Regions from separate parts of the Mus musculus genome. Here regions 2, 3, 4, 5 and 6 are each linked to region 1. Evidence: chromatin loops called from intact Hi-C (ENCODE). Cell type or tissue: left cerebral cortex. All regions are shown on one strand.

Region 1 (4,000 bases):
CCCTCTTACCTGTACCAGTCCAGTCCTCGTCCGTAGTTCCTGTCGAAGAAGTGGGGCTCAGTGCCCAAGGCCCGCACGTCCGGGTGCACGCGGATAAACTCCAGCACCGCCCGAGTTCCCCCTTTCTTGACGCCCACAATGAGGGCTTGGGGCAGCCGTTTGGTGCCTGGCTTCGGGGAGCCAGAGTGATTGGATCCGGAGAGGCGCGGTGCTGGAGCGGCAGCGGCGGGCGCGCTGGGAGCGCTGGGCTCACTGGGCGTCGGCCCCGGGGGATCACACGGGCGGGACTTCGCCAGAAGTTTCTGGCCGCTTGCGCTGGGGCCGCGGAGGCAACGCGGTGCGCCGAGCAGGCGGCTCTGGCCCAGACCGTCGCAGCAGCACAGGAAGCTGTAACACAGGTAAGTGCAGGACAAGGACAGTGTGAAGGCGAAGAGCAGCCTGCGCGCTCTCCGCGGCTGAGGTGGCCCCGCGCGGCCCAGGACCCTATAGGCCATAGCTCCATGGGCCCGCGCCGGGGGTCATGGTTTCCGAGGTGGCACCTGCGGCGGAGCTGCTGCGTGGCTCTGCGATTGCCTAGAGGGCTCGCGTGGCGCTGTCCCCGCTGTGCGCGTTGGGCGTAAGGGATATCATCTCCTCTGGGGGCAGCTGGCCTGGGCAAGCACCGTGCCCGGGGGTCCCGGGTACGGTGGCTCCTCGGGGACCAGGTGGCTGCATTGCCAGCATCTCCCGGTATTAAGCGATGAGGGCTCTGGACAGCCGGGCGGCTCCCGGCGCTCTTCGATTCTCACGCGCGTCGGGTTCGGAGCGCGCCCAGCGCCCGAAGCCCCATTCCGGATGCTCCGAGCGCCTTTCTGGGGACGCTCTGTGGCCGCGCGGCAGTGCCGGCGGGAGGATGAGCGGACCGGACGGTGGCGCTGGCGCCGGCCGCGTTCTGGCTCCTCGGGAAATGCCGAGTGGAGCGCGCTACCGGCTCTATTTAAGGAGTCGCCTGACGTCAGCCGCGCGGGTCCCCCGAGCCCGCGCCGCACCCGGGGACCTGGCCCGCCCCTTGCACCCTGACTCTCTTATTCCTCTCAGGTACAACACCTCCCCAGGTTCTCCCCATGAGGACTGCTCCCTACGGAGCCTTGACCAGCTTGGGGAGGTGAAGGGAGGGTGGGCAGGTATGTCCTGTACTCCTGTGGGAGATTAGACACCCCCATCACTCCGGCCTCTGGACACCTGAGATTACGCCAACACCCACCCTACACATAGACCCGGGTGTTCATGCAAGCACCCAACCCTGATACTCGGTTCCACTACACTTACCCACACATGCACCACACATACACTAGCACAGGAACAAGCTCACTCTAATCCGGACACTCCTCAACACCCCACAGAGGGTGGAGAGAAGAATACACCTAACCCGAAGATAGGAACACAACAAGGACACACCCCATCCCCAGCCATCTCGCCGAACCAATACACACAGCCTGGAATCTGGCATCGTGCAGGGTGCGCACACGCATGGGACCTGGGCGCACAGTGCAAAATGGATGGGTGGAGGAGAGTGAGATTCCGTGACTAGTTACCGAGCCCCCTAGCACCCGCATGCTGACTCACACCCAGGCGACTCACTCTGTCTCGCACCCATGGAGCACAAACCTCTATCCAATTTGCACACCACCTCATCACACACACACCCCGACTCCCGCCCCCCCCCCCCGCCCCCTTACTGGGCCTGGAAATCAAGCTAGCCCCAGAGCCTCAGACTTATTCATCTCTTGGCGGCCGCCCCCTAGCGGTGGCCTGCTCCCCAGGGAGCTGTCCAGGGTACCAGACGCTATATAAGGGTCAGCATATAACTGGTTTCCTCACAGTGACAAAGCAGGAGGAAATAAAGGACAGAGCACTTCTACATCTAATGATTGTCAAGAGGTTGTCTTCAGAACAGCTCCCAGTGACCAACCCTAGCTGGTTAGAACCCTGCATTCCAGGTGGGATTTACATCCCCTAAAAACCTGGACCAGTGTTCCCAAAGAGAAGACCCTCACAAGATGGCTGTATGACCCCACCACCCCCCTCAGCTTCCGTTAGACTGACGATGACTTCAGGACAAGGTCTGTGTATTCTTGCTCAAACTGGGAAATATGCTCTGTTTCTAAACCAAGCCCATCCCTAGAAAACTTAGATCAAGCTCTCTGCTGTAGGGACTAGTTTCTAATACATATAGTACATGATAAGTAATTTGATAACTGTTAAAGCCTACCATACTATTACCGTTTCCTCGCATTTCTTTGGATTATTTTATAAAAAAATATTTTTATTTATTCTGAGAATTTCATATCATATCACTTCCAATCTCAGCAGCTCCCAGAACCCTCTAACATGTTCACTCCCAATTTCATTTCTTCTCCCCATCTCCTACCTCCTCCTTCTCCTCTTCCTCTTTTTCTCCTCCTCCTCTTCTTCATCTCCTCACCCTCCTCTTCCTTCTTTGTCTCCCTCCTCTTTGTCTTCCTCCTCTTTCTTCTCTTCCTCCTCCTCCTCTTCTTCAAAAAATAACCCACTAAGTTCAATTAGTAATTCCCACAGCTTACTGGGTGTGGGTCCATCTTCTGCAGCATGAGCAACTTACCAGTCGCCACACCTCCGAAGAGAAAGGATTCACTGGCAGCCATCACCTGCCAGTAGCTCCCCAGCCATGAATGGGCCCCATAAGCTCCCTATCAGTCTATAGGGGGAGGTTGACGGTCTTGACCTTGTGTGGATGTTGTGCAGGTAGCCACTGTGACTGTGAGTTCATGAAGGCAATGACCCTGACATGTTCAGAAAGCATCACTTCACAGTTCTCCTTCTCATCCTCCAGTTCTTGTATTCTTATTTCCCCCTCCTCTAACGTTCCCTGAGCCTTGGGAAGCATGTGCTGTAGATGTCCTTTCCGGGGGTGGGCACTCTCAGTCACTTATTCTCAATGCTTTGACCAGTTTTGAGTCTCTGCATTAATCCCTGCCTACTTAAAGAGAGAGGGGGAGAGGGAGGGAGAAGAGGTGGGGGAGGGGGAGACAGAGGGAAAGAGAAGAAGAGAGGAGAGAGAGAGAAAGAGAGAGTGAGAGAGAGAGCAAGAGAGAGAGAGAAGAGAGAGAGAGGAGAATCTCCTTCTCTGATCAAGGTTGAGAAGCACACAAATCGATGCCTATATCTCCACATTAGAATCTTAATTCTAACAATAGCTAGCATGTATCAAGTGCTTGTTTTGTGCCATAATGTGCAAACTACTTAAAAGGCTTTACCTCACTTATCTTTGGAGATAGGTATTATAGGCATTATTATAAGTCCTAATTTACAGAGAGTGAAAAGAGGTTAAATAAACATATACTGAGTAATTGGCAGAGCTAGGATTAAACCCAGACAGTCTGGCTCCAGGATTCAAGGTTTTAATTACAGAGCTCTGAAGCTTTCGAACTTCCTTTGAGCATTATCCACATGACTCCATCCCAGGCTCTTCTCCTAGATGTGGATGAATATATCTAGATTGCTGCTAAAAATCTGGTATCGAGGACTGGATGAGAATTCCAGGTAGAGCATATAAAGTTCAGCAGGACCCTCACCCCCCACCCAGCTTTGATAAATTCTGTTTCTAGTAATGCCACCAAGGACCCCACTGCCTTTTTCCTGCAGCAGCATCACACTGCTGACATCTCCAGCTTGGAGCCTCGTAGCATCTCTAAGTGTTTTCCTACAAGTGCTGATGATTGAAGCATAGCTACTCCCTGCTGTGCTTGAGCAGTGGACTTTTAAAAAAACCCTAACATGTAACATTTGACCTGATTAAATTTCATCTCCTCTCATCAGTTCATGGCTACAGTTATTTTTTTCAAATCTCAAGTCGTGATTTAGCTTTCATATTCTTGAAAGATAGAAAGGTTGAATCCATACTTTTTTAAGGGTCTTAAAGGTTGAACCTAGGTCTTTGTATAGCTAGGAAAATACTTTACCTCTTGACTTTACTTTTAAT
Region 2 (4,000 bases), 130 kb after region 1:
CCAAGTACAGTGGCTCTCCTGGCACTTTTCAACCCAAACTGACATGAAAGTTACTCACTTTTTGCAAGTGAAGTGGAAGGCATGACAAACACAGACTTGAATGAATAATTGGCCTTTGATAGGAGAAAAGAGCTAAGGTGGCAGCTGGGGAGATGCAGTGAGTGTCAGCCCCTGCTCTGCAAGCCTGAGGACTTGAGTTCAAATTCCCAGTACCCGCATTAAAGTTGGTGTGGCTATCTATACACTCATGTAGTCCCAGCACTGGAAGATGGAGACGAGCAAGTCCCAGGAGCTCACAGCCCGACCAGTGTAGCTAAAATGAAGAACTTCGGGTTCAGTGGGAGACCCTGTCTCAAGACAGTAAGGCAGAGAGTAATAGAGAAAGACACACACACACACACACACATGCACACACACACACGCACATGCACACACACACACACACACACACACACACACACACACAAAATACAAAGTAAGGAATTCATGCTAGAAAACAATGTGAACATTTTAAAAAGTTTTACATGGTATTTCCTATGTGCTGGATGCTGTTCTAGGTAATCTATAAATCCATAAGCCATCCAACCATCTGAACAATTTCCCTAGGTCAATGTTAAATGTGTGCTCTTGAAAGGTGAGCAGCCAGCGTGGGGGAGGGGCCATGCCGCCTAACAGCATTTGACAATAACCTTTAGTGTAAATATTGCTGCTATGGCCAATGGCAAGCTACCAACATGACAACACAGACCTCAGATGGTGTTGTCCTGTGAAGACAACATTCTGTCATGAGGAAGGAGGTATATTGTGTATCACTGTCACCACATAGAAGAAAGAGACACAAATAGCCCTAGGAACACAGAGAGTAAACTGGAGGAGACTCATTAGGAATTGATGAGTCTAGTGTATTTATTGCCTTTAATTTTAATTGCAAGTTTATAAAATTTAATTTTTAATGATGGCCATCTTTAACAGCCAGCTCTTGGATTTTCTGATTATCACTTGGCTCTGACAAACTGTCTGACTTCAGCACATAATGGTCAGCCTTTGTGCCATTTAAAGGAGGACACCCATGCATGAAGAGGGGACATACTTCGTAAAGGTCACACAGTTAGCAAGTGGAGACGACAGAACTGGAATTCTAGAATCTATTCTAGCCTACCTGTCTACAGCTTCCTTCCAGTACTGTTATTTTTCTTACCCAACAGGCCATAGGTTTCCTTTTGGGTTTTTTCTTAAGGCCTACATCAAGTGTATCTGATGATGGTCGAGTCAACGGGAGGACTGGGGATTGAGTGTGGTTTCTTCCCTAGACCTTGGGAGTTAAAATATCCTTTTGTGTCCACAGCCAAGAGGCCCTCAGCGCGTGATTGGTTCCCTGGCCTTCACCTAGTCTTCTTACCGGCCCAGCATGCCTTGCCCTTTGGGTCCTACTGCGCTTGCGTCCAACCGCACATCCATTATGGAAAGGAGGGTCCCTTAATGTAGCGCAAATTATAGCTGGAACACGGGCAAATTGCCGGCTTTTACTAGCACATAAACTGAGCGGAACCTCTGAGATAGATCCGCATTACCCTAAACGGCATCCATAATTCATACCTGCCGCAGAAACGCTTCCCTCTCTCAGGGCTGGAGCCGATCTATTATTGATGGGCCCCTCTGAAGGCCGTGACCGTTTCTCAAGCCCCAGCCATCTGCTGGCGTGGTCCATTTCTCAGGCTGCGACCAGGCATGTATTCATCAGAATCAACCCCCAATTAGTTTCCTAGCAGGACCCGGGGGGAGGATTTATTTGAGGAATCAAAGTGAGTGCTTCTAGAACAGTACCCCCAGTTCCACCCCTGTGACGCTGATCAATACACACAGACCCAGCCAGCAGCAGGCCATGTTAGCCTTTCACTGCCTTAGGGAGTCACAAGATCAAAACTAAAAGCTGCATCCCTCTCTCCTGCTCCTGCGGAGGGCTGGGAGACCACAGCTTCTAGCTTAGTGTGAAGTTGCTGCCTCTCCCGGCATAGAAAAGTAACCACAGAGAACACAGACGTGGCTCCCCAGCAGAGTGGTGGAATAATAATATGATAGCAACATCAACAGAAGCGGGAGGGAGAGCACTGATTATGATCTAGGCCTTTCAAGAAAGTCTTAACCCAATGAGGTAGGCTTCAATCATTCTCTTCGCTTGAGTCACTCAAATCTTTTGAAGGCCAGAAGGCCAGTTTTAACCACTGCTCTATGCTGCCATCTAGAGGTGGAGGGGAGGGAGTACACAAGCTACATCCCCCTCGATGGCAATTTCTCAATTAAGTTCTAGTGACTGTTCACGTGTAGTCAGTCCTGTTAGCTGACCAAAGCCCTCGGCAGCTGCATACATGAGGGGGTAGATGCTTTTTAATGTCATTACTGTTTTATTCCTTGTTTTGTCGCTTCGTCAGATGACTGACTAGTTTTTAAACGACTGAGTTAAAAAAACATTAATAAACACGCGTAGACTATATGAGTTTGTGTTGTATTTTGTTTGATTTTGTTGACAGGTCTCACTATGTAGTCTAAGGCTGGCCTTAAACTTGTGATCCTCCTGCCTCTGCCTCCCAAGTGCTGGGACTACATTTGGAGGCTTGGCATAGTATAGCAACAGGGCTGGATAGATGCTAAGGTCCCCTCCAGTCACTCAATCCCAAGCCTCAGGGAGGGTGTTAGAGCACGCTGTGGGCTAATGCATACAAGCTCTCCAGCCTCTGTCGGGATCTCACCCTGCTAGGTCACTCTCTACGTATCCCTGGTCACCTCCCCTCCACCCTCATATCTTTGAAGCTAATTTCTCAGATCCCATCTTACCCCTAGAACACTGCAGAGCTTAAAGCCTACCCCCCCCCCCACTCTACCATCAAATCCTGTATTCTCCATCCTTGTTCATGTGTCATGCCTGCCTTCTCCCCTGGGGAAAGCCACAGAGATGGTCTAGTTGGTTGAGGTCCATGATGAACCTAAGGGTAAAGCTAGAAATCCGGATGGCACACAAAGTCGAGAACGGTACAGGAGGGAGGAGAGGGTGTGGAGCCTGGAGCAGATCTGATTTAACTCAGAGGAGCATCCACTAGGAAGTGCAAGACAGTTGCCCAAGTGATAAGGCAGCTCACAAACTCTGGGATAGACAGGCTAGCAGTGAGTGTCCCCCAAACTGGGAGCAGAATCTGAGAGACCTGTGACCAAAGCAGAACTCATGGGGAACCAGATCCTGGTATTTGTTGAGTGACTTTGGGCACATCTCCTGATCTCCCTGAGCCTCGGTGGGCTCACCACAGCTGCAGATGGTCCTACTTCCTTCCTTGCAGGACTCCGAAGGCTGCAGGGAAACTGAGGAATTAGTTAAGCAGTTACCCTGTACAAAGCAGTCAGTAGACAGTGTCGCTGCCCTTTGAGGACAAATGCCTAAGGCAAAGACACTGATGCTTCTGAAAAACAACCACCAGGTCTGTGCCAGGGTCAGGTGTAAGGGAAGCATACACATTCCCTGAGAGGAAGGCTGGGCTAGCTTCCCTGGGTTTACAGTGGGGCAACCTTGACCCAGTCACAGAGGAGAGCTCTACACTGAATGACTCCAGCATTCACAGGAAGGTCCTGGAACCACTCCAAGTCAGATCATGCCTGCTCGGCAGTTTTGGTTCTTTGGTCCCACCAAGCATCCTAACTGAGATGATTATTTATATAGCCAGCCTTGAAAGGAACTTACCTTACCTAGGTTCTGAGAAGGATCCCCATGGCAGAGACCATGGCTCTTACTGTACCTTATCTCCTTCCTCCCTTAGAAACAGCCTCCGTGTAGAGTTGCCTACATGAAGACTCAGAAAGGGAAAAAGATATTCTTCTCAGGTTCACTTGCTGCTGGGTCTCACTACGTGCCTGATTTCTAGTCAGAAGGTTAAGCAACGTGTCGTTTGTGACTTTAGAGAAAGCTCCCTTGATCCGTCTTCCCTTCTACGGGCTGGAATGCTGAGGTGATGGC
Region 3 (4,000 bases), 170 kb before region 1:
CCTTCCATGGGTGTTTTGTTTCCTATTCTAAGAAGGGGCAAAGTGTCCACACTTTGGTCTTTGTTCTCTTGGGTTTAATGTTTTTAGCAAATTATATCTTATATCTTGGGTATCCTAAGTTTCTGGGCTAATATCCACTTATCAGTGAGTACATATTGTGAGAGTTCCTTTGTGATTGGGTTACCTCACTCAGGATGATGCCCTCCAGGTCCATCCATTTGGCTAGGAATTTCATAAATTCATTCTTTTTAATAGCTGAGTAGTACTCCATTGTGTAAATGTACCACATTTTTTGTATCCATTCCTCTGTTGAGGGGCATCTGGGTTCTTTCCAGCTTCTGGCTATTATAAATAAGGCTGCTATGAACATAGTGGAGCATGTGTCCTTCTTATCGGTTGGGGCATCTTCTGGATATATGCCCAGAAGAGGTATTGCTGGATCCTCCGGTAGTACTATGTCCAATTTTCTGAGGAACCGCCAGACTGATTTCCAGAGTGGTTGTACAAGCCTGCAATCCCACCAACAATGGAGGAGTGTTCCTCTTTCTCCACATCCATGCCAGCATCTGCTGTCACCTGAATTTTTGATCTTAGCCATTCTGACTGGTGTGAGGTGGAATCTCAGAGTTGTTTTGATTTGCATTTCCCTGATGATTAAGGATGTTGAACATTTTTTCAGGTGCTTCTCTGCCACTCGGTATTCCTCAGGTGAGAATTCTTTGTTCAGTTCTGAGCCCCATTTTTTAATGGGGTTATTTGATTTTATGGAGTCTACCTTCTTGAGTTCTTTATATATATTGGATATTAGTCCCCTGTCCGATTTGGGATAGGTAAAGATCCTTTCCCAATCTGTTGGTGGTCTTTTTGTCTTATTGACAGTGTCTTTTGCCTTGCAGAAGCTTTGCAATTTTATGAGGTCCCATTTATGGATTCTCGATCTTATAGCACAAGCCATTGCTGTTCTATTCAGGAATTTTTCCCCTGTACCCATATCTTCGAGGCTTTTCCCTACTTTCTCCTCTATAAGTTTCAGTGTCTCTGGTTTTATGTGGAGATCCTTAATCCACTTAGATTTGACCTTAGTACAAGGAGATAGTACTGGATCAATTCGAAATCTTCTACATGATAACAGCCAGTTGTGCCAGCACCATTTGTTGAAAATGCTGTCTTTTTTCCATTGGATGGTTTTAGCTCCCTTGTCAAAGATCAAGTGACCATAGGTGTGTGGGGTAAGTCTACTTTCTAACCACCTTGTATCTCCTGCTATTCCCCCTGACTTGCCCACCAGAGCCATACGGGCCTCTTTGTTGCACTCCTGTTGCATGCCGTGGTTCCACCTCTGGGCCTTACTTGCTCTTTCTCCATTTGAAACCTCCCTCAAAATATCTATGCAGTTGAATTCAGTGCCACTTTTGGTCTGAATTCAAATGATTCAAATGCCATCTCATTCTCTTGAACAGTTTTTCCTCCTGCTGATGCGTTCTGTGTTGTAACTACTCGTGTTAGTTGTTGTCTATCTTTCTGCATTGGCATAAGGTCCAGAGTGAATGTTAGATGCCTGTTTTGTTCTCATGTGGTTCTCTTACCCTAGAACACTACCTGGTGGTTACTACGCTCTGTCTCTCTCACTGTTTGTCTTTCTCTGCCTGTCTCTGTCTGTCTTGGTCTCTCTCCTTCTGTTTGTCTCTTGTCTCTGTCTCTCTGTCTCACTCCATTTGTCTCTGTCTCTGATTCTCCCTCTCTTTCCCTCCTTCACCCACAGAAATCGTGCAATGACATAACAAAGAAGAGAGCCCTCTCTAAGAGTTAAGAATGCTGGCACCTGCTCTTGGATTTCCAGTCTCCATAACTGTGACAAATGCATGTTTGCTGTTCAAGCCACCTGCTCAGTGATGTTCTGTGATGTTCTGTGAAAGTATCCTGAACTGATAGAGACAGTTATGAGCCAAGCTCAGGAGCCAAGCAGTTCGGAGGCCAGCTGGACAGTGTCAAGTGGAGACTTCTGGAATTACGAAAAGCCAGAATTGTCATAAGCAGTGGGAAGTAATGGCAGAATGGGCAAGGACTGGCAGTGCCCATGTTCCCTGTGTAAGCCGTTTAATGTCTTCGGAGATGCCTATAGTTCTATCCCACTCCGAGGGGCTCTTACTTTAAGATGTGGTACCAGCCAAGAAGCAGTGAGGAAGAAGAAATTAGGAAGAGTGAGCCGTAAGGAAGTCTATCCTGGGGCTCTTCTTTACTGCTTTCTGAATCTGTTTTCCACTGCAAAATCAGACCCTTCCATCCAGCACCCTCTGGCAACCCTTTGCATTCCTTTCTCTCTTTCTCACGCCCCGTAGAACCTGGAGTTACTCTCTTACACCACCAGGTGGCAACCATGCTTCGGGGAGTCAAAACCTAGAGGTAATTAATCACTGGAGCACAACTCTGGGTAGGTAAGCAGGTTGTACTTACATTATCTCATTTAAACTTCTCGACACTCAAAGAAGTAAATGCTACTATTATCTGTAATTTACAGAGCAGATATCTTAGACTCCACAACCTTTTAACTAATGTCACTCATCCAATCGGTGGCTCTCTGAATACACTTTCTTGTGGATCCCTCTAGGAGCTGAATAATGACTCTTTTGAAGTTGGACAGAGGCAATGCTCTCAAGGCAAGTGCTTTACCAAGAGAGCCCTTCCTCTACCTTGTCTGTCAAAATGTTTTACAGTCAGTTGGATTGAACCCTCAAAGCCACTTTATAGATTATACACTGTTAGCATCCCACCGTTAGCATCACTGTAAACACTCCATAGGCAAGTTTGCTAAGGTACAGAGCTGCTGTTTACTTATGTCTGACTGGGTGACAGCCCTAAGGCCAAGAGCAGAAATGATCTGAGCTTCCTAGGTGCTTTGCCTAAGATTCAAAGTGGCAATGAGGGAGATCTATATCCTTGGCATCTTGTAAAGATGGCAGGATATCTCAGGAAGAGTGAGATAAACCCAAGAGACTCCCCAAGTTCTTTCAAGCAGGAAGAACTGAAAATTTTGACCCCAAATCCTAGGTTTGGTCCTATTTCAGGGACCAAGTTGACAGTTGCCTCAGATGTCTGGGGTTGCTTGTTTTATCCACAAAACAACCGAGTAGACCCCATCTGGAGGCTGCAGACCCCTCATGCTCACAGAGCAGCACAGCAATGAGCAGTGAGGGTCAGGCAGGGACGGTGGCAAGCGGTTGAGCTAATGCCCATTGTAAGAAGCAGTTATAGCTTATGACTACCACACTGGGGATTGTTGCTAATCCCCTGATCTGCCACAAGTTACCGAAATCCAAAGTTTTATTCAGTATCTATTTAGGGAAATGTTAGCAATGATTTAAGTTTTAACAACAATCCAGAAACTGATTAAACATACATGCAGGGGGAGGTGGAAGGAAGGGCAGCAGATTTGATAAGCAAGCTCCTGTTGACTGTGTTTGGGGATATCTTTGGCCCCATCTATTTCTGAGGTCTTCTTGCTCTTTGAGAATTAAGAGGCATGGCATCAGCTAAGTAGCCCCAAGGAAGGAAAATGGATTAAGAAGAAGAGAGACCTGTAGGGAAGGTGTCTCTGGAACTCTTTGTAGGGCAGTAAACCCCATAAGCAGCTCATGTTTGTTCACTCCCAGAGCCTCCTGGGAACTTTGCGAGATGGTCAGATTCATCTGAACCTTGCTGTTTCTGGTACTTACACAGCCTATGCACACACCAAAGTTTGAAAACTGTTGACCTGTGTGTGTGGTTTTTAGTCCTGGCTATATGAGAGAATTCCCCTGAGAGCCTTGACAGCCACTGATACATAGTCTATAATACCACACAAGATCCACCATGCACCCATGGTAGAGATTGAGGCTCAGCATTCACCCAGAGCCTAGACCTAAAGGCTCTTAGAATGGAGACTAGCCATGTACCCAGACTATAGACTTACAGTGCCCCACAATGGAGATCCACTGTGCATCCAAAGTGCAGGCCCACATGT
Region 4 (4,000 bases), 160 kb before region 1:
TTGTCTTTGGAACAAGATGTAGAACTCTCAGCTCCTCCAGTACCATGCCTGCCTAGACACTGCCATCATTCATAATGAACTGGGTTTCAGAACCTGTAAGTCATCCCCAATTAAATGTTTCCATTAGAAGAGTTAGTTGGTCATGGTGTCTCTTCCCAGCAATGGAAACCCTAACTAAGACGGCGTTTAATCATGAGTATAATGGCTAATCCTGACTGCCAACTTGACTATACCTGGAGTCAACTAAAACGCAAGGGATTTTCTTGGTTGGACTATTTGAAGTCAGAAGACCTACTCTGAATCTGGACCACACCTTCTGGTAGAAGCCTACAGAAAAGCTCACAGAAGGAAGCTTTTGCTTTTTTGCCTGCTTTCCTCACTCTCCTTGGCAAGTTCATCTATCCTTCTCCTGAGTTATTTCACTGGTATGAAAACCTCCTTCTTCAGGATCCCACTGTAGACTGAAGACCAGCAGTTCTCTAGGAATCCTCCAGGACTCCAGCACCAGATTGGGACTGCTCAGGCATCAGCCTCATGACTGAATAACTACTGAATTCTAGGCCTTTCCATTGTGAAACAGCCATTGTTGAACTACCTGGACTGAAGTCAGTAAGCCACTCTGATAAAGCCCACTTTCATACATACATACACACACACACACACTGCCCATTCTGTTCTTTTAGAGCAGCCATTTTCAACCTGTGGGTCATGACCCCTTTGGGGAGGTGGGTCAACTGACCCTTTTACAGGGGTTGCATATCAGATATCTTGCACACCAGATATTTACATTATGATTTACAACAGTAGCAAAATTACAGTTATGAAGTAGCAATGAAATCATTCTATGGTTGGAGGTCCCCACAACACGAGGTCACAGCATTAGGAAGGGTAAGAACAGAGATGAGAACAGCCATACTGCATTAGTCAGGGTTCTCCCAAGCACTGGTGAAACATGGAAGAAGCTGTGTTACATTTGCAGTCTCTTGATACTTTACAGCGGGGGTTAAAGGTCAACACATGAACCCCTGGTGGACATGTTGCTCCACATTCAAACCAAGGCATGATACTGGCAGAAGCTTAGAGGGTACATGCTCACTGGCTTTGTCCCCTCTTGTTCATCTGAGACCCCAGTGACTACCTGTGTACAAATGAACTCAAGGAAGCCTAACAGATGATGAACAACATATGGGTAGAAGTTGACTTTATCTCCCCCCTGTCCTGCTAACCCAGAACCTCCACTTGACATGTAGGAGAGGCCATCCTGGACCATCTACTTGTGGCATAGCCACCAGATAGACCATAAAGAACAGCTGAGCTGACCCAGCCCCAAGGAACATGCTCGTTAACTCATTACTATGAGAAATAGAACAAAATTGTGTTGATTCATCATGTTTCCCAATTGCTTGTTACAAAGCAAAAGCTGACCAAGACAAATATGGTGTATTTGTAGTTAACCCCATTATTTAATGTTTCCCCCATTTTCTGATCTCCTTGTGTTTTTTCCACATACAAAAGAATTATAAAAAGGAGAGATCGTGTATGTATTTGTTCAGTGAGTTTATATGTTTAACATTTTCAGAAGAGGGATATACCGTATGGCCCATTGATGATGTCATATATGTGTTTTAGTTTGGGGGAACTCCCACTAAGCGCTCCAAGGTGGAGGGATTCTCCTCCCAGCAGAGAGCAGGCTCCAGCTAGCTCCCCCTGCAACAGCTGCTGTATGTTAGCTGAGCTTATCTGTATTCTAGGCAGGGAGTGACAGACAGCTCAGAGCAAGAGACTCAAATGCACATCTGAGACCCCGTGAAGTCTTTCCTCTGGACCGTGATCCACAGGGCAGGCAGAACCCTTTCTGTGCTGACCTGGACCTCTGCCCTCCATCCTTAGGGGGTAGTGCTAATGAGAGGGAGAGCTCTCCTGAGGGAATGCTGCATGGTCCAATGGCCAGTCCCTGCACTGCTTTGCATGCACAGCCTCACAGGGCTCTAGGGGTTACAGAGATGGTGGCCTGTGACGGCTTTTCCAGCCACAGAAGCTGAGGAAATTCTGTGTCCTTAAAAGTCCACTGAATGGTATCAATGGGAAGGGATGGGGTGCCTCCTTACCGTTGGTTTGTGTGGTATCATGACATTAGCCCTCGGAGGGAGATGTTGCTGTAAGCTGCCATCTGACTTGAAGACTTTTGTTTACACGCAGCTCATTTTGAGTTTCCTGGGCCCCAGTGCCTCCAAACATTTACCCGAACAAGATGTGAGCATGGGAGAAGGCAGCAGGGCAGTGAAAGTAGTCTCATTGGCTCTCCCAGAATCTCTCAGCAGTTCCTCTCACTTGCTATTTCTTTTCCTCCTGGCACACTGTAAAAGGGACAGCCTGAATGACTCAGAGCAGAGTTAGAGAGTAAAGGGCTCCTCTCCTTTACTCTGGGTCTCTGCTGAGTGACTGGCAGTGAGCTCCAGGAAGCTGCTTCATTCTGCCGTGGCTCAGTTTCCCCAGCTGTAAAAAGATGATGTAGATTCCTCAGTGTGTCTCTTCCCTTAGTTCCTGAAAACACCTAGTAGGTGCACTGGTTCTCTCCATTCCAGACTGTTCTATGTGAGAGAAACCAAAGCCTAGACAGGAAGTGAGTGACCCTAAAACTCACAGGCGTGAATGACAGCAACATTCTTCAAGTTCAGGTTGTTCGGCCTTTGAGCTTTTGGCTTATTCCCTGATCAGTTAGAAACCTCTCTCCATTGAGAAGCCGACCTTGTGGTTGCCAGACAAGGCACAAACACCTGGACCAGGTACTTTATCAGCTCTTTCCTCTAGGAGTACGGTCTGGTGGTGAATTCTATTGAGAATGAAGCCATTTTATTAAGAAAGGAGCATGGGAAATGGTTAGGTGGGAGGTCAGGCCCCAGGGGGGAGCTATGAAGTGTAGGATTTATAGTAAGATAAAGCATAGGAGCTGTGGTTACCGTTGCGGAGCCCTGGGAGGTGTGGACAGCCCAGAATGTACACTGCATGGAAGGCTGGGCGAAGCCTGGCCCAGTGTGGACCCGTGACTAGTGTTTATGGCAGATGCTGGCTATGAGAGGAAACACTTGGGACTTCCAAAGACCATCATATGCTCTTGTACTGCAGTGACCACAAGTCCTGACAAAAATAACTTCAGGGAGGAGAGATTTCTTTTGACTCACAGTTTACACTGTGACTGGGAAGGCACCCGACAGCAACTAAGTGGCAGTGGCAGTTTGTGGACAGGGTGGTTGACAGCATGGTGGACCAGACGACCCTGAGAGAGTAAGACAGGAATCAGGAGTGGGGTATAATCTTCAGAGTGGTCAACTTCGTTCAGCTAGGCCTAAAATCGGTACCAGCCAAGGAACAACTTTTAAAACACAAACCTGTGGGTATTCAAATCACAGTGTTCATCCTCTGCCTCCATCATTCTGTTCCCCAGCTCCTCACCTGCCCTGATTACCAGGTTCCCAGATTTCTGGGAGATTTACCCTTCCTCATAAATCCATGTGATAAGCAAACCTCCTCCCCCCGCTGCCTCTTCTATAAGCTAACGCTACCATTAAAGAGAAGGGCCATTGGCAAGGGTAGAAGGCATGCCCCAAGGACAGGTAGAAAAATAACTAGGAGAGCTGACAGCCCCTTGCAGGTTGAACACTTTTCTGGCTGTTTCCACCATAACATACCACCTCAGTACTCAGTAACTGAAACATTCTTGCAGTCTTATTTCTTATATGTCTTGTAGGGCATGTAGATCATACCACAAAAGGAATTGGCATGGATCTGGTGAGGTGGAGCATGCTCAAACCCTAGACGTCACAAAAATAGAGATTAGAATCTCATCGTGAGATCATGGCAGGAGTAGGACTAACTCCCTTCTTGTTTTCTATGTCTGCCATTGGCATGTACCAGGTGACCCCAACCAGCAGTCAGTCAGTCACATACCCAGCACTTAGAATGCCTCTCCATGCTAATGAGGCCTTTCAGTAGACTTGGC
Region 5 (4,000 bases), 150 kb before region 1:
TGGGATTATAGGTATGCGTCATCATACCCTATGTGGATGGTTATGGACAAAGATTGACATCTAGTCCATAGGTAAACCACAGTTTATTTCTAGTGTATAAAACTTAAATGATTATAAATGAAAACACCCATAAACAAGAAATGTAATTTTGGGTACATTCATGGAATGCAATTGTATGGATTGTTAAAAGTAACATGATTGGAAAGAGTCGATTATCCCAGAACATATTTATAGCATCTTGACAGCGTGTAGCTTCCTTTTCTCTGTACATTCAATGTTCATCAGACATTTTGTTGCTGTGACAAATTCCTCAGAGAAATACAGTTGTCTAATGGTTTTAAAGATGTCAATCTGTGCTCATCTGGCTCCATTGTTTTTAAGGTCCATGGCAAGGCAGAGATACTGTAGTCAAAGTGTGGGTGTGTGGGGTGCTGTTCACCTCATGGCAGCCAGGAAGCAAAGAAAGAGACAGGGGGCAGGGTACAATGACCAGGCAGAGAAGGTGTCTCTGCTGGTCACAGGAATACAGCTGGGGTTTACTCTACACTTAGGTCTTGTTCCCATGTCATTCATAACCCAGCCCTGCATGGCTCTTCTTCCGGAATGGTTGCACAAAGAAAAGCACTTTTGCTGGGCAGTGGTGGCGCACACCTTTAATCCCAGCACTTGGGAGGCAGAAACAGGCAGATTTCTGAGTTTGAGACTAGCCTAGTCTACAGAGTGCATTCCAGGACAGCCAGGGCTACACAGATAAACCCTGTCTTGAAAAACCAAAACAACAATGACAACAACAACAACAACAACAACAAACAAACAAACAAAATAAAAAAACAAAACAACAAAAAAAGCACTCTCTAAGAAGAAATGTCACATTAGGTTCGGCAGCTTAGTAGTAGATCAGAGCATCTCCCCTGCCCTTCACTGGCTGGTCCTCGTCCGTAGTCTCCTCAGGCTCCAGGTCAGGTCAGGGAACCCCCCCCCCCCACCAACCTCTTACCATCATGGAGGTGCAGAGATAATGGCTTTTCCTCTTTATCTCCATAGTATATGATTGGGGCTTTCATTATGCAGTTAGTTGTCCTTGGCTCCTGCCCTGTCCAAACCAGGACAGCCAGACCAAGGACAACTAACTGCATAAGAAACAGAAACAGGCTCTGGGGTCATTCCCCATGGGGCAGGATCCTAGACCAGGAGAGGGAATAGTTTTGAATGAACTCAAATCATTTTCAGCTGACAGAAGACTGCAAGCCACACTGGACCTGCTTAATTTCCAGACTTCTCGAAGAATCCCAGGACTGTGTCCCAGTGATGGTTTGCTTCACTCTTTCTACACACTGTTTTCCTATGCGAGCCACCATGTCCAGCTGCTCTGCCTACACCATACAACTTCAGAAGGTACCATTCCTGTAGGCTACAATAAGAATGGCGTCCACTGGAATCATGCAGTAGGGTGAGCCATCCCACTGTTACCTCCATTTTGGATCTCTGGATAGGGATTTGGTCCTATAATGTGTAATTTTTCACAAAAGCCATATTTAAGAAAGTTAAGGCACCCCTATACCTCCATATATCAGCGGGGCTTATTTCTGGCTGGTGACATAATGATTGAGTTTTATTTTCTTCTTTGTGAATTTTCCCCCCATTTTCCAATTTTTCTGCAACGAGCACATATTCTTTCTTTAATCAGAGAATGAGAGAAAGTGACAATAAATGTTACTTTAAGAAAGAAAAAAAAAAAGTAAACGAGGTGTCCAGAGAGTCTGGCAGGCAGGAGAGCAGAGGCGAGCGTTTACTTGTAAGAGAGAAGCTGGAAGCAGGCAAGGAGAGGATTTCTAATGAGGCCAAGAGTCCAGGGAATGTGCCAGAAGGGGCTGTGATTACCATCCGAGTCTAACAGTCTTCTTTAGAAATCACTAAGAGCACCGTGTCCTGGGAACACAGGGAGCTGTAGGACGCAGTTGGAGAACAGGGTACGTTGCCCCAGGAGTGGGGCTGAGTGCTGCTTGAAGTCTCTGCCCCCACCAAAGGAAGCGAGCCAAGCTGGGAGCAGCTTGATTAACTGCCGATCTGTGCCCAGTGAATGAAAGTTCAATTAGAATGGGGTTTGCTAATGAAATCCAAAGGCAGGAACAGGAAGCTGGCAAGAGCTGCTATTTTCTGGAAGTATAAATCAGAACCTGAAGAGGGTGGGTGTCGGGCAGGAGTGCCAGTGAGAGCAAGAGGGGGGCTCCCCTAGGTTGTTTGGGCCACCCTCAGGAGAGGGGCACCTGGCAAAGACGGACTGTATTCAGGTAGGTGAGCTAGAACCTTGCCTGGCTTTCAAGCTCATCTCTAAAAGAAGTATGCTTGCACTTTCCTTACTGGACGACTGTTGAGAAGTAAACACCCGAGACTGGCGTGACTGGCGAGACTGGCGGGAGATGAGTCTTCAAGCTGACTGGTGGATGCCAAGTGCTTCAGGAACGGCAGGTGGCGCTGCTATGGAGTCGGGCTGGCCTCCAACACTCATCTTCCTGAGTGCTGGGATGGCAGCGTGTGCCCAGCTGTAGCAATGCGTTCTTCATTCCCTTATGTACATTGATATGTTTATCATCACTGTGCCTCCAGAAGATAACCACTAATGAGGGTGTACATGTGTGTAAGGGTGTGCTGGCGCATATGTGTGTGTAGGTCATGAGTCTTGATGTCATTCCTCAGGCTCCACCCACCTTTCTTTCCCAGGGTTGTTTGTGTTTCCATCTCCCAGGTGCTGGCGACAAGCATGTGACATCCCACCCAGGTTTTCACATGAGTATTAGAGACTGAACTGAAGTCCTTAGACTTGTGTGGCAAGAATTTTACTGACTGGGCTTGGCAACCTAGTCGGCTTGGTTAGTTCCAGGTCAGTGAGAGACCCTGTCTATAAGAAAGAAAGACAGAGGGAGGGGAAGAAGGAAGGAAGGAAGGAAGGAAGGAAGGAAGGAAGGAAGGAAGGAAGGGAGGGAGGGAGGGAGGGAGGGAGGGAGGGAGGGAGGGAGGGAGGGAGGGAGGGAGGAAAAGAAAGGAAGGTGGAGCCTGAGGAATGACACCAATTTTACTCCAAGATAAACATTTTTATAATAACTTTATTTTTTAACATCTTATTTGGAAATGATTTTAGACATAGAAAAGTTGACCAAGTGGTAGAATGTTCCTGAATGTCCTAGACCTAACTTCCACCAATGTCAACATCTTACAAAACTGTATTTGGATTGTCACAAACAGCCAACTGTCAAGCACATGAAGACTAAAAGCTGACACAGATTGTAGTGGAGTTCTCCATACATCCTTCCTGTCCAGGACCCACTTCATCTTTCATCCTTATGTCTCTCTGACTTCCCCCATGTGTGTTCTGTCTTTCAGGATCTTGACATCTTGGAGTGTTCTTATCTGTTATGGTATAGGATGTTTCTCAGTCTGGGCTTGTCTGACATTTCCTCCAATTAGCAGACATTCTACATCTGGGTAAGATCGCCTCAGATGGAGTGATGCCCTACCAGGGACTTGTGATGTCGCTACATCTTGTACTAGCTTTGTATCACATATTAGTTTAGAATTATGGGGGCTTGGTAATTCATCAGAGGCCCATGAGTTTATGGCAGGGTCTTATGAAACCCAGACTGACTTCTAATCATTGATCCTCCTGCTGTAGCCCCTGAGTGCAGAGATTGCAGATGTGCACTTCCACACCTGCCAGATCTGTGACTTTGAACTGCACAGATTCATAGACCACACCCAGTGAGCCCGAGTTCCTTTGCAGCAGAAACCTCTTGTAGTGTTGCATAGCTTACTGTACCCTGTTTCCCGCTGCTGGAGGGACTGAGGGAGGCTAGACATGCAGGATTTAAATCGAGGCTTGCCATCTCAACTACATTGTGCCATTTGCCTGCAAACCAAGCTTGATAGGTTCCTTAGGGGAGGACAGAGAGCTCTGGGGCCACCAATTCAGCAGACACAGCATCAGAGCTGAGGCAGGAGGATC
Region 6 (4,000 bases), 250 kb before region 1:
GGGCTGACACCGACCCATGCAGGAGAGGGAAAAATGTCCAGGTTAAAAAATATGGTAGAAGACAGTGGAAAGTTTCCTGCCTAGCCTTGCAAACCCTGCCCTGCTCTGGCAGCACCGGTGTAACCCACAGGCAGCACTGGGCCTCCTGCTCAGGTTCACTCCCTCTAGGTCTTTTCTGTGTAGTTTCTGGAATCCTTTTTAGTTTGAAACAAATGTGAAACATTTTATTCAAATTATTTTGGAGCCTTTTTTGTTGTTGTTTTTTTATGTAATTAAAAAGATCATGTAATACTTAACCAGAAATGTTACCTACAGAGGCACATGAAATTTGGTTTTAGTCTGTGGTGAGCCAGGCACACTATACCATCTTCAGAATAATCCACTGTGCTGTGTGTCCTCATCCCATTGAGCATCAGACTGCCTACAAAAAGTTTATCTGACATGGTCCGTATTTTAAGGCTATCAGGAAAACATCAGAGCTGGGACAGCTTTGGCACAGCCTCCCAGAGCCGAGCTCTCTGCTGCTATGAACTCTGCAGCGGGGACTTTGCTAGGTGCTATTCCAGACTGGGGGCCGTGTTTCTGCGCTTGCGGCTCTGTTGGGTTTTCCTGTAGGCATTTGTGTTGTGTAGCTTTGCTCACCAACTGTGCCTCTCACCACTGGTTAAAATTGAGTTCAGGCCCATTACCAAAATGTGTTTTTTTGTTTTTGTTTTGTTTTGTTTTTGTTTTGATTCTCTTGTGATTTTGCACCGGCGTCTATTTCTCCAGTTGTCTTAAAAGCTGCATGTCATGTCACTGTACACAAAATGCTTTGGTGTCATTCACGAGCCACCATTAGTGAGCTCTGTATAAGTTTAATTTTGCAGTAAAAGGACGGCAGAGTATCCTTCCTGCAGGCTGGAAGAAAGTGTATCCTACATTTTAAATTATGTTAGGCCAAGTGCATGAGGTGTGGCACTGCCTTCTGTTATTTATTTGTATATTTTATTATTCAAGGTGTACGCACTTTTAAGAAGCAGAATTTATATTTTTATGTTGAAAACGTTTTATTTCTGAGACAGCAGTTGGTTGTATAGTATATAGTTGGAATTAAGAGAAAACTGGAAAATGTAACAAAACATAATAAATTTATTACATGATGCCTTCTTCAAGACATATTTGTCTTTTCTCTCCCTTGCCAAACCAGTTTTTAAAATGTTGAATAGTGTTTGTACTGCATAGGTTTCTCTAACAAAAGGCTTTAAAACTGCAGTGTTTCAGGTAAAACATCAAGTTACAGGATACTGCCATGCAGTTTGGCCAACTCCCCATGCAATTACTGTGTAAAAAGATCACATCCATACTTGTTCAGTGCTCCCAGTCAGCAGTTATATGAGATAAGAGACTATTTGTCCTGGGCTACAGAGCTGGCCTTGAAAGAGCTCACATTCTGCCCCATTTCCAGCGGATTCTCATTGTTCTTCTTTGGTTGTAAGAGGAAGCTGCAACATAAAAATATTCTTTCCTCAGCCTTCTCTCACCCCGTATACACATTACCTGCTTTATTATTTTTATGTGTATGAATGTTTTGCTTGCATGTATGTAAGTGCACCACTCGTGTGCTGGTGCGTAGGGCCTGGGGGAGGCTAGAAGTAGCTGTGCTCCACTATGTGGGAGCTGGACCGAGGCTCTAAAAGAGTAGCCACTGCTCCTAACCACCGAACCATCTCTCCAGCACTCCAGTAACTGACTTCTGAGGTGTTTTTGTTTGGTTTTGGTTTTGGTTTTCCCCTAGCTATCTGGCCAACGGAATGCTCTAGTGGGACTGTCATATCACTTATGACCACTTGGGGGCAATAGAGCTCAGCATTGTATTGTAAGTCCAGTTTACCGATTTTAAACTTCTCATCTGAGGGTAGAAATGCCTGAGGTGAATTGATTCCTCGTCTGGTAAATACTCCAGCCAGCCATCACTCTCGGAGAGCACCATGGAGCAGGTACCTTTCCATTCCAAAGCACAACATCATGGCTGGGTTGGGGTAGACCACATGCTCCGTCATCCAAAATAGCACTCGGCTCTCCCTCTAGTTTGGAGTGGTAAAATTTCTCCTTTAGCTTAACCACAGCACACTGTTTACTAAAGAGGTTTCACCATGGGTATAAATGTTCATGTACAATATATAGATCTAGTATTTGCATAGATATTTAAGGACCACTCTGGCTCCACTGTATTTGGAGGATTATTTTCAAATACTTGAATGCTTACTGTTTCCACAACATGTTTTAGCCTCTTAAGTCTTCCTGAAGAAAGAAAAGGCATGGCAGAGCTCCTTGGCCAGGTCTACTTACTTGTCCTTTGAGTTAAAGCCCCCATGAGAGAGTTGAAGTCTACGCCCATAGAAAAAGGTTGAAAACCTTTCACCCCAAGTCAGGGCCCTTCCCAGGTGGGCTCCAGACTTGAGCAGATGTTTGGTGTTGCCAGTGGCTCGCCCCTTTTCTTGGCATCTCCTCCGTGTGGGTTGCCCCAGACTTTTCCTGATCTGGTGGATAGGGTCTTTCTCCTGTGGAGCCCTCTGAGATTCTGTCTTAACTACATTGTGGCTCACCACATTTCTCTCTCCCTGTCAGCATTCACTACACAGGAAGAACAAGGGATCTCCTCTCTTGGAGACAGATTTTACATATTTGGCCCAATGAGCATCACCCCATTCTTTATAGTTTCCAGGGCTATGTCATTAATTTGACATGCTCTTTTGGTTTAAACAGCTCCATTCTTTTCTCAATTTGTTTTTTATGTATGTATGTATGTATGTATGTATGTATGTATGTATGTGTATAAGTGCTTGGCCTACACATATGTTAGTGCTTCATATATATGCCTGGTGCCCATTGAGATATGAAGATCCCCCTAGAACTGGAGTTGCAGGTGGTTGTGAGCCACCCTGTGGGGCCTGGGAATTGAACCCGGTCCTCTGCAAGAGCAACAAATGCTCTTAACCTTTGAGTCAATTCTCCAGCTCCCCTATTTTTTCCTGAGTTGAAGGTTATATGAGGCTTCACTCTTTAGTTAAGATCAGACATCTCATATTTCCTAGGCCTTCCCTGTGTTTAAGGAAAAGAAAGAGACTCAGATCCGATTCCAAGGACTTGGTCTGTCTCCTAGAATAGGCCTCACAAGATTGAGCTGTGTAGAATGTGAATGGATCTCATTCATACAACATCACATGGGGGAAGATGACAGTTTTCTATCACCCCAAGACAAGAGTCAGGTCCCTTGTAGAACTATCTTGTGTGGCCCAGCAATAGGGTCTGTCTAGTCACAGGGTCAAAGTAGCCAATGTGACATTTCAGCACTGTGCTCAACACTGCTCTTCAAAACATCCTGCCTGCCAGCTCTGAGACACAGAAATGGTCCATTTCTTCACCCTCACATCATCTCCCAAATACCACCTTGCTTCAAAGTCCTCCTGGGTCACCCTCGAAAACGTTGCAGTCCATGTTACAGTCTGCCTCCTCCCTGTCTTATGTTCTGCAAACATATATGGCACCAGCTGAGTGAGTGACATGCAGAGGGTGTATTTCTTTCTCTTAAGGACGGCACATGGTGGTAACTTCCTGAACTACCAGCTGGCTGACTTGTCTGAGTCAACCATCCTGTCTGTGAGGTGGAATCATGAAGGTTAAAGGGGAATGATGCTCTTTAAGCCTGACCCACTGTGCTGGGCATAGAGAAAATGTTCAGTGAGCTGTCATTGTAACCATAGTGATGAAAGAAGTGCTAACCCTGGAGGACTTGCAGGATAGCTCTCATTCCACACAAGGGAAACTCTACTTTTAGAAGCCACAGGAAGCCCTTGGTCAGGATAAGAAGCAGCTGAACAAAGGAATGTGTGATCATTCTAAAGGAACCTCCTATGACCTGCTGCCTGTATTCTCAAGTAAATGACAATTAGGAAGAGTTTAATTTAGGGGAAGAAATGAGATCCAGTTTAAGTCATTTCATAGTCACCATGACAAC

Evidence for each region. A loop is a pair of places that touch in the nucleus more often than their neighbours do. Peaks named below come from ENCODE experiments on the same cell type or tissue, not always from the same donor. Only the 100,000 strongest peaks of a DNase experiment are listed, where the experiment ranks them.
Region 2: a loop joins it to region 1, with 2.3 times the contacts of the local background. A loop is called at or near these places in 3 of 42 quality-filtered maps.
Region 3: it touches region 1 in a loop (13-fold over the local background); 7 of 42 quality-filtered maps call a loop at or near these places.
Region 4: a loop joins it to region 1, with 2.9 times the contacts of the local background. A loop is called at or near these places in 7 of 42 quality-filtered maps.
Region 5: it touches region 1 in a loop (2.9-fold over the local background); 4 of 42 quality-filtered maps call a loop at or near these places.
Region 6: a loop joins it to region 1, with 7 times the contacts of the local background. A loop is called at or near these places in 6 of 42 quality-filtered maps.

The regions. Positions count from the first base shown.
Region 1 is chr7:121,389,224-121,393,223 of GRCm38, reverse strand. Hs3st2 (heparan sulfate (glucosamine) 3-O-sulfotransferase 2) reads right to left here and starts at 928. Exons shown (of 2, transcript NM_001081327.1): 1 at 10-928. The coding sequence starts at 494. In left cerebral cortex, CTCF peaks have their summits at 919, 1,581 and 1,793 (motif pointing left); DNase peaks (open chromatin) are centred at 508, 956, 1,557, 1,729 and 1 more place; H3K4me3 peaks cover 1,743 bases; H3K27ac peaks cover 1,556 bases.
Region 2 is chr7:121,257,252-121,261,251 of GRCm38, reverse strand. No RefSeq gene overlaps it. Among named protein-coding and RNA genes, the nearest start is that of Gm36736, 78 kb to the left of the region's middle. In left cerebral cortex, a CTCF peak has its summit at 2,250 (motif pointing left); a DNase peak (open chromatin) is centred at 2,233.
Region 3 is chr7:121,562,087-121,566,086 of GRCm38, reverse strand. No RefSeq gene overlaps it. Among named protein-coding and RNA genes, the nearest start is that of Gm39081, 24 kb to the right of the region's middle. In left cerebral cortex, a CTCF peak has its summit at 2,361 (motif pointing right); a DNase peak (open chromatin) is centred at 2,371.
Region 4 is chr7:121,553,468-121,557,467 of GRCm38, reverse strand. No RefSeq gene overlaps it. Among named protein-coding and RNA genes, the nearest start is that of Gm39081, 16 kb to the right of the region's middle. In left cerebral cortex, no CTCF peak of the experiment used is centred here; a DNase peak (open chromatin) is centred at 2,311.
Region 5 is chr7:121,538,074-121,542,073 of GRCm38, reverse strand. It overlaps Gm39081 (a long non-coding RNA gene), which reads left to right and starts at 2,199. Exons shown (of 4, transcript XR_869921.2): 1 at 2,199-2,291. In left cerebral cortex, a CTCF peak has its summit at 2,467 (motif pointing right); DNase peaks (open chromatin) are centred at 1,978 and 2,462; H3K4me3 peaks cover 345 bases; H3K27ac peaks cover 1,073 bases.
Region 6 is chr7:121,639,177-121,643,176 of GRCm38, reverse strand. It overlaps Usp31 (ubiquitin specific peptidase 31), which reads left to right. Exons shown (of 16, transcript NM_001033173.2): 16 at 1-1,156. Among named protein-coding and RNA genes, the nearest start is that of 1700025J12Rik, 51 kb to the right of the region's middle. In left cerebral cortex, a CTCF peak has its summit at 1,820 (motif pointing right); a DNase peak (open chromatin) is centred at 1,826.